Regions from separate parts of the Homo sapiens genome. Here region 1 is linked to region 2. Evidence: chromatin loops called from intact Hi-C (ENCODE). Cell type or tissue: dorsolateral prefrontal cortex. All regions are shown on one strand. Links, peaks and the distances in the headings refer to the core of each region. The heading gives the core; the rest is flanking DNA.

Region 1 (4,799 bases), core at 442-4,441, 370 kb before region 2:
AGGCATGGACAGGGTCATAAGTGACTACTACCTCTGAGAATGTGGGTGGTTACAAAAGTGCAGAGAAAGATTGAATTTTTTTTTTTTTTTTTTTACAATTTTTCTTCCCAGTGGGAACTTTGAACCCAAACAGGATTCTGAGTTTATTATCCAGGGACCAACTGATTTTTTGACAAACAAAACTTAGTTAGTCCTGGCTCAGTGTTTAGACAGCTTGTAAATGTCCATTTTCACCCAATGAATTGATCCTCTCTCAATCTCATGGCATTCCGAGCAGTAGGCTAGACCCACTTCTCCATGTGATGAGTTCTCTCTTGCCTCTCCTGGAAACACAGAGCTGGACCCTTGCCTTAGTCTGTTTGTGTTGCTATAAGGAAATACCTAAGGATCAGAAATTTATAAAGAAAAAAGGTTTATTTGGCTCAAGGTTCTGCAGGCTGTACAAGAAGCATGGCGCCAGCATCTGCTCAGCTTCTGGTGAGGGCCTCAGTCTGCTTGTACTCATGGTGGAAGGCAAAGAGGAGCCGAGTGTGCAGAGATCACATGGCAAGCGAGGAAGCAAGAGAGAGGAGAGAGGGGAGGTCCCAGGCTCTTGTTGACAACCGGCTCTTGTGGGAACTAAGAGAGTAAGAACCCACCCCTGAGGGATGGTATTAATCTATTCATGAGGGATCTGCCCTTATGACCAAAATGCCTCCCATTAGGCCCCACCTCCAACATTGGGGATCAAATTTCTACACGAGGTTTGGAGGAAACAAACATGTAATTTGTAGCAACCCTATTGCAGAAGGTACACCTCATTTCCCTGGTGCCATGGACCTGGCTTGATGCCGTTACCATCCTTAGGCTGGCAGCATCAGTCTTGTGAGCTCACAGCCAAATCAAAGTGAGCATGGACTGTACTCCTGGGACAGCACCTGGCACAGAAGAACTGCCTGCTCAATCTTTCTTCAGCGAGTAGCCAAATCTTCCCTCTCTAGAGCCACTGGCCAACACTTTTCCGTTGCCGAGTTCCTTAGTGCCAGGGCTCGGCCAGGGATGCAGGTGCTGGAGCTAGGCCTAGGAACAGAGGCAAAATGATCCCAAAAGCTGATGAGAGGGTCTGGGCAGCAAGAACTAAATCTCTGTGAGTCACTGAGCTAAACTGGAGGCAGTGGCCTGAGGGGTGGGGTGTTGAAATGGCATTTGGTGCTGGGCATTTGGACTGTTAAAAGCAGTCTATCAATGGGGCTGGAATCTCCACTTCTTCACTTACTAATTCTGTGACCTTTAGTCAGTGGCTAACCCTCTTTGGGCCTCAGTTTCCTCATCTTTCAAATGGTTATAGAGCACCTTCTTCAAGATGAAGAGTCATCTTGAGGATTAAATGAAGCCATATATTGAAAATGCTTTGCACTGTTTCTGGCAAATAGTAGATGCTTAGTAAACAGAACTATTTTCTTTATTGCCTGGGCAGCATTTTAGTAATTAATCCCGGTGATTTCATCTTGGGGTGTCTCAGCTCTGTGCTCTGCCAGTCAACACCCCCTTTATTTCACTCTGCCTCCTTGCACCTTCCCCAGTTCCTTCCTCCAGGACAACACCTTCCTCCAGCACAACAGGGGCAGAGGAGCCGGTCTTCTGGGGAGAAGCTTTTACACATCTGGCCCTCTCCTTTGTGATATTGGGAAGCTGCATGTCCAGAGGCAGCAGATACTCTCAGGTGTTCTGGGTATGTCTACTGCCACGCATCTGGTGCTCAGCTGATTCAGGATTGGTTCTGCCAGGGCACTTGGGCTCTGTTCCATGAGCCTCTTGTCCTCCTCCTGAGATAGTGGGCTAGCCTGGGCACATGCTTATCATGGTGACAGCAGAGGGCATGAGGGTAAGCCCAGGAGCTCATGTGTCTTTCAAATCTTCCACCATTTCACATTCACTAGGCCCCATGAACTGAGGCAAGTCACGTGGCCAAACTCCCAGTCAAGGGACAGAAAACACACTCCGTCTCCTTATGGAGAGAAACTTTGCAGTATGGAGGCAAAAGGTTTGGACAGAGGGAGGGATGAAGAATTGAAGTCACTGGTGCAGTCTACTGAGTATGGGAGAAACTGATGTTCTGTAATAAACACAAACTTGTCTGGGCATGGTGGCTCATACTTGTCATCCTAGTGCTTTGGGAGGTCTAGGTGGGAGGATTGCTTGAGGCTAGGAATTTGAGACCAGCATGGGGCAACATGGTGAGACCCTGTCTTTACAAAAAATTTTAAAATTAGCCAGGTATGCTGGCTTGAACCTGTAGTACCAGCTGCTTGGGAGACTGAGGTGGGAGGATCACTTGAGCCAAGGAGATTGAGGCTGCATGCAGTGACCTATGATTGTGCCGTTTCACTCCAGCCTGGGAGACAGAGGGAGATTTGTCTCTAAAAATAAAAAAGAGACAGAGAAAGAGAAACACACACACACACACACACACACACACACACACATCTTTTCTTTGTGTTCACAATAGGAATTTGTTCCATGTGATTGTGAGTAACTTCTTAGAAAGAATAAAGGGTGTGTATAACATGAAGGGCTTATTCCTGGTAATTCTTGTGAACCTTCAGGCATCAGGCAACTCTCAGGTGGCAAACTCCACTGTCAGTAAGGGCCTGGAATGCCCCATGCAACATACGTTATATCCCCCAAAGCACTACATGGCTGTTTCTGCCCCACCTGGCAAGCTGTGTTCATGTCATGGATGGTGTCATTGCTGCTTTTCCCACCTGGGGGTGCTGTCTGCTTGGACAGGAGCTGGACCAGTCTATTTCTTGAGTTACGGAAAGGGTCATTCATGATGGAAAGCTGAGGGAACAGGCTCCCAGCTTCTCGTCTATTTCGGGTATGTAATTGTGCCCAGCTGGCCAACACTTCCTTCTGCCGTGTCTGGGTTTTCATGACGCAGGGAGTTCCTGGTCAGCCACTCAGAGGTGCTGATCTTCAGGCTGCTGATCGTCTTACCTTGGTCCTTTTGCAGGCTCTGGGGCACCGAGTGTGGGAGAGGAGGCTGAGAGGAGGAAATGTTAACTTCCTTGCGAGTACTCTAATCTTTTTGTGCCTTAGTTTATGTGCAAATCACGGATACTGTCTTACAGGGTTGTGTGAGAATTATATGACATGATTCATGTAAGGAGCTTAGAAAAGTGTCTGGCACATATACGCTCAATGCACATGTGTCAAGCATGTCCCTGGGGTCCACAGGCGTGTATGGATGCGTGCTGTCATGGAAACCCAGAGATCCAGCACGGGAGGTGTGTCTCAGGCCAGACTGGGGAGGGGGCACCCCCACGAAGGCTCAGGGGGTTGTGGCCCTAGGAAAGACCCAGAGCCCTCCTTGTCCCCAGCTGGTGAGGCTGCCTAGTGGTTTTCTCCCTTTCTGCCCGCAATGCCAAGTCCATTCAAGGGTGGGAGGAGGTCATGCTTAAGAGGTAAGAATGGGAAGAAGGGACCCCTATATTTTTATATTATATTATATTATATTATATTGTATTATATTATATTATTTTATTTTATTTATTTTTAACCAGAGAGTAGTTCTGGGATAGTGGGACTAGAGAACAATGACCCACGTTAACCTAAATAACAAACAGAGAGGAGAGGAAGACTCTCTAAAAGAGGCTGATGTTTATTCTGGAACAGGCATTGCAATGCAATACCAGTGCCACTGTAAACTACGTGTATATTCAGGGATGTAAAGGAAAACAAAGGTTTTTTTGTTTTGTTTTGAAACAAGTCTTGCTTTGTTGTCCAGGCTGGAGTGTAGTAGTGCAATCACAGCTCACTGCAGCCTCAGCCTCCCAGACTCAATTGATCCTCCCGCTTCAGCCTCCCAAGTAGCTGGGACCACAGACATGGCCACCACATGCTGAATTTTTTATTTAATGTTTTGTAGAGATGGGGTCTCTCTATGTTGCCCAGGCTGGTCTCAAACTCCCGGGCTCAAGTGATGCTCCTGCCTCAGCCTCCCAAAGTATTGGGATTACAGGCATGAGCCACCGTGCCTGGCAAGACAAAGGTTTTTAAAGGAAAAGTGAGGAGGATTACATCATTGCTCTGAGATAATTATCCCTGGCTACAAGGATCCATAACAAGGGCGACACCAGTTTGAGTTGCAAGGCAGATGTCCTCGCAGTACTTTTTTTGTGTGTGAGGTTGTGATGGCCTTTGTGTGTGGCTGTAGGTTTTGCAGAGTCTTTTGTGATAGTTCTTATTATCAGGCATTCATGTGTGAGAACTCTCCCTTCCTGGCCTTCCCCACCTCTATTTGTTGGGTGGATTTTTTTGTTTTGTTTTTTTAAAGAGATTTAGAGATGAGGTCTCGCGCAGTTGCCCAGGCTAGAAGGCAATGGCTATTCACAGGCATGATCACAGCTCACTGCAGCCTCAAACTCCTGGGCTAAAGCGGTCCTCCTCCCTCACCCTTGCATGTAGCTGGGACTATAGGAGCATGATACCATGCCAGGCTCCATCAGGGTATTTAACACATCATAACTCCATTTTTATGTTGATACCTTTCACAGAGACAATGAAAGAGAGAATGCTAACTGAAGGCATGTCCTTGCAAGTTATTCCAAACATTCACTCTTTCACTCCTCCCTTCCTCTGGGACCAAGAAGCAGAAAATGGAAGGACTGGGGTCCAGCCCCAGGTCTATGTAACTCTTCCTAGTTAATCAAATTGGCATTTTGCCCTTTGGATAGTTTGCTCCAGGAAGTCCGTATGTCCATGAGAAACTTACTTCCTCTTCTTCCCCTTCTGCCTTTCTCCATCATGGTCATGAC
Region 2 (4,799 bases), core at 373-4,372:
AACCCCAGGACAAGGGGACAGAGAATTCCAGCAGAGACTTGGCCATAGCTGCCAGCTCTGACTAGGGCTGCCCAAGAGCTGCCCACCACCGGCAGCTGTGGTGAGACGCCATGAGCCTCCGTGGGATTCAGAGTGCGTCCTGAGCCCTACCAGGAGTCAGAGGAGCTAGGGGGCCCCAGGGACTGTCTCTTGTTGGTTTCCATTCTCCTTGCCATCACCCCCAACACTCACCCTTAACCTCCCAGGCTGGGGCAGTTAAGGAAAGCCTTAAGGGTTCCCCTGTGACCATGAGTCTGCCCTGAAAAGCAATGTCAATGCAGTGGAATGCAGGCACCAGCCCAGGACTGGATCTGAGCAGATGCAGAAGCAGCAGGAAGCTGGAGTGGTGTGCGGGTTTGAGGTACACATCAATCAGAGTAACAAAGTGGCAAGTCAGACATCCGAGAATTCAAAAAAGTTCAGAGGCTGGGAACCCAACATGGAATCCCAACTCCATCCATTCATTCGTTCGTTCATTCATTCATTCATTCATTCATTCGTTCATTCACTCATTCATGAATGTCTAAGTTGTACCCTGTGCTTGAGAAGGAGCAGTGGAGGCTGTGGGTCCCTGCTGTGAGGATGAGGGGGACCCTGGGGCTGGGGGCTCAGCAGGCTTGCCCTGAGTGGTCCCCATGAGCGCCAGCCCCAAGCCAGGCTCTGTACTTGAACCTGTGGATACAAAGAGGGGTCATGCAGGGGTCACCATTATAAGGGGAAATTTATTTCCACAGGAAACATTTCCACCTCCTGAAGTGTCCCCTCTCCTTAAAAATAGCCCCAGTAGCCAGTGCTTCTTCACAGATAACCACCACAGTGTTAGCCACTTGGCAGCCTCTCAAGGAAGGAGGTAATGGCCCCTTTATCAGCAGGGCCCAGCCAGGAGAGTGGCTAGTAGGGACAGATGAGTTTGGTAGCAAGAGGCAGTGAGGTCCAGGTGAAAGGTAGAGCAGAAGACAGGGCCACCGGTGACAGGGGCTCTGGACTAAAGCTGTCAGAGTGTGACTGAGGGTCCAGTCACAGGGGACACAGAGAAGTGGGCTTGCTTGGGAGCAGGGACCCATCCTCCCCATCCACACCACATCTCCACACTCAGGGAGGATTGGGCTGACACCAAGTGGCTGTGATTCCCAGCAACTGAGACTGTGGTTTGAGGCAAGGGTGCTCAACTCTACTGCACGTGAGAATGGCCCGGGGGCTTTTGAACCTGCTGCTGCCAGGCTGCACCCAAGCCAGTTAGATCAGAATCTAATCAGAGGGTAGGCCTGGACATTGGTGACCCACCAGACTCAGGTTGTTCCAAGATTGAGAGCTGCTGGTTTAGGACTCCTTAAATCCCTCTGAGAGAGTCCAGGTTGTGCCCTGTGCTTAAGAAGGAGCAGTGGAGACTATGGGTCCCTGCTGTGAGGATGAGGGGGACCCTGGTGCGGGGTTCTCAGCAGGCTTGCCCTGAGTGTTCCTGAAAGATCTACTTTCCAAGTCCCAAAAGACCGTATCAAAATCCCACTGACCTAAAGTGCCTCATTTCTGCTGATTCATATTTGCCCCAGCCTCTGCCATCCATAAGAACATGCCATGGAGGAAACACTGATTAAGCATCTTCTGCCAGCCTGGCACCTTGGACATAATCCTCTAATCCTCCATGTGGCCAGGTATTATTCTCACCTGGCAGGGATGGAAACTGAGGCTGAGAGAGGCAAGTCAGCACAGAACTGCACAGGATTCAGGTAGCGAGTGGCAGAGTTGGGGTCTGAGTCGGGGTCACTGACTTCTGGTCCTAGGTTCCCTCCTCCCTGTTCCATCATCCCCAAGGCACCAGGAGCCCAGGAGCCCAGGAGGCCTGGCCTCACATTGAGTTTGCACAGAGAACTGCATCAGACACACTCCTGTCTGCAGCTCCTATGTAAGATGTGGTACCAGGTGCAAAAGGAGGGCTTAAAGGAGGGTTGTGATGTCTACACCACACCCACACCCCAGCTGGCCCCACGGGACTACTCACTTGACCTGTGGTGGCTCCTCCAAGTTCTCCGCACCTCCAGTACCTGCTCATAGCCCGGTGATCCTGCTCCAGGCTCCACCTTCAGCAGAGTGACTGACAACCAGGGGCCAAGAGAACACAAGGCCGGGCCACATGGCACCTGTTTTGAGCTGTCTCCTGTGACCTTGTAGGGACAGAGGCTGCCCTCCAGCCCCTTCGAACCACAGCATCTCACCATCCTCCTGTTATCCCACCTGCCAGTGCCAGAGGGCGCTGCAGAACAACCTTGGAGCTATTTTATTCCTGAAGAACTTGTTACTGTGTTTACTGTGAGTGCCCGTGGTTGTCCATTACAGGAAGGGGTTCCACAGTTTTCAGCTCTAATAAAGGACTCCTGTGAAAGCCTGTCCTGGCTCCTTTCCATTACTTTAAGGGGACAGAATCCGATCTACTGTCTGACAACAGAGTGGATGGTAGCTCCCCTTTCTGCCTGGTCCCTACCACAGGCTGAAGGTGGCATTCAGCAGCCCCTTGAGATCTTGTCCCCTCCAGCCCTGTTCCTGGCATCCAAATCCCTGCAGTGGCTAGTAAGGGGTTCTGCCCTGGGCAGGGGCTCTATCCTCTGCAGGTTTGATGGCACCTGAATGGCTTCTGGTGTGTGGGAATCAGGGACAGCCCCAGCCAATGGTCGTTTCCTGTAGGGGATGAAACTTTGACCTCAGCATCTCTTCCCATTGCCTGTGTTGGCTGGAGTACTTAGTGTCCCGAGTGCTTGGCAAGGCCACTCAGGTGTGCACTGACTGGAGGGAGAAGGTCCTCTCGGGAAACCTGTGTCTGTGAAATGCTGCATTTTCAGAAATCATACAAGCTGGATGTTATGTGGCCATTATTAAAAATTAAATTGTAGAGTCTTACAATTAAATAAATATTATATTAAAAATAAAAATATTAAATACCAAAACTCAGCACTTTCTGGTTATTTGACTCCATTTTACTATTACCTGTGCCCAAGGATATTTACATCACGTTGTGTCTGTCTGCTGGAAATACTGTCCCCCGCGGAGTGACTGCCCAGCTCTCCCAGCTCCACATGCAATGGCGTCTTATTGCTGGCATAAAATGGCCATGGGGGGAGGATTCACACCATGGAAATCACGCTACAAAGGAAGCTTCCACCTTCCCAGAGCCTGTTGTTAAAGATTTCACAATGCCCCACTGCCTACAGCTCACCCAGAAAGGGGCAAATACACTAGGAGAGCTTGGAAAAAGGCTTCATTGGCCTGCCACCATGTTCAAGTTTCCTTCATTGGCATTAAATTTTTTTGGAAAGCGTCTGTGTTTTAGCAAGTGTGGAATCCAAAGCTACCTCGGCAGGGAGATGCCTTGGGAAGCTCCCACAGGCTCTGATGAAAGCAGTGGTTGTGGCACCTGGCCTACTCTTGGCCCCTGGGGAAGGGAAAGCTGTCCAGGTACAGGTTAGGGGCAGGCCAAAGACGGGAAGCCAGGTGGTGGAGGCTATGGGATGGCACACGTCAGAGTCCTGCCTCATCTCCCTCTGCCTGAGTCCAGCACCAAATTCCCTCTCCTGCTCCTCTTAGCCATGAGGACGTCTGATATCCCTCAGCTCCATCTTTGGATATCTGGCCTGAGCCAACCTTCAGGTGACAGTTCTGTTTTCCCTGGAACTCTATACCTATAAGTGCCTGGGAGCCCATATGGTTTGTCCAAGCTTCGAAATGAGGAACAGCATCCCTGCTGAATCAGAGACAAAGATTTGTTTCTGTAACAGCATCTTCCAAGAGGCTTAAGCTCCAAGATTAAGTGATGGAGTCATGTGGGGGCACTGATGACTCCAAGGGCTTGGCCTGGGACAACTGCTCAGGACAAAGGAGAAGCCAAGGCAGAGTGAGGCCACCATGCTGGGTAATGACTCATCTGATTGAGATCTAAGATTTGTACAGAGCTAGCAGGGAACATAGAGGAGTGAACGCTTTCAAAATCTGCTCCATCCTCATTCACAGCCTGCTGGGGAGCTCTCTATGGTCAAGGAGGCTTGGAATGGGTGCACAGCCACCCAGGCTTTCCTGTGTTCTGATGAGTTAGAATCTCTCCTCAACCAACCCACCTCCACCCCATGCACCACTGCAGATTTCTACATATGGGACTACAGGTGGCAAAGATGGGGAGTCTGCTTCTTGATACCTGTCTTCTCCCAAGTATGTAAATACTGGAGGGTTGAGTGTTGGCCTGGGGTGCCTAGGCATAGTGCCAAGCTCAGACTTTTGTATTGGAGGGGTGGGTGGGGGTGGAAAATTATGAAGAAACTCACAGGGAACACAGGATCAGTAACTTCTCAGGATAGAGACCCACAGTGACTGTCCCAGCTTGTCACCTTCTCCCAGAGGGATGCCTTCTGTGTGCTGTGAGGAGAGCAGAAGAGTTGGGGAGGGGGTATCAGGAAGCTACTGGAACTCTTAAATCTTTGTGGAAGCCTCACTGGTTAAGTTTGGTCAGGATGTGGTTGGCTCCCATTGTGTCAGGATGGCTGCCTAGTTAATAAAATTGCTGTCTCTTCTTCCTTTCTCTGATCACCGGATTTTCCTTTAAATTACATGCAGAATTTTGGTAGGGGAAACAATTCAGTACTATTTTCCTGGGACTTTGGTTAATAAAATCTCTGTCTCTTCTCCCTTCCTCTGATCACTGGATTTTCCTTTAAATTACACCCAGAACTTTGGTAGGGGAACCAATTCAGTACTATTTTCCTGGGACTTTTCCAGTT

What was found. A loop is a pair of places that touch in the nucleus more often than their neighbours do. Peaks named below come from ENCODE experiments on the same cell type or tissue, not always from the same donor. Only the 100,000 strongest peaks of a DNase experiment are listed, where the experiment ranks them.
Region 1: it touches region 2 in a loop (4-fold over the local background); 2 of 110 quality-filtered maps call a loop at or near these places.

Annotation. Positions count from the first base shown.
Region 1 is chr10:122,277,082-122,281,880 of GRCh38, forward strand. The region is part of intron 3 of BTBD16 (BTB domain containing 16); the gene reads left to right. Among named protein-coding and RNA genes, the nearest start is that of BTBD16, 8.2 kb to the left of the region's middle. In dorsolateral prefrontal cortex, for the core only: a CTCF peak has its summit at 2,751 (motif pointing right); a DNase peak (open chromatin) is centred at 2,740; H3K4me3 peaks cover 393 bases; H3K27ac peaks cover 764 bases.
Region 2 is chr10:122,646,622-122,651,420 of GRCh38, forward strand. No RefSeq gene overlaps it. Among named protein-coding and RNA genes, the nearest start is that of SPADH, 24 kb to the right of the region's middle. RefSeq lists an enhancer at 712-1,006. In dorsolateral prefrontal cortex, for the core only: CTCF peaks have their summits at 2,286 and 2,495; a DNase peak (open chromatin) is centred at 2,280; H3K27me3 peaks cover 489 bases.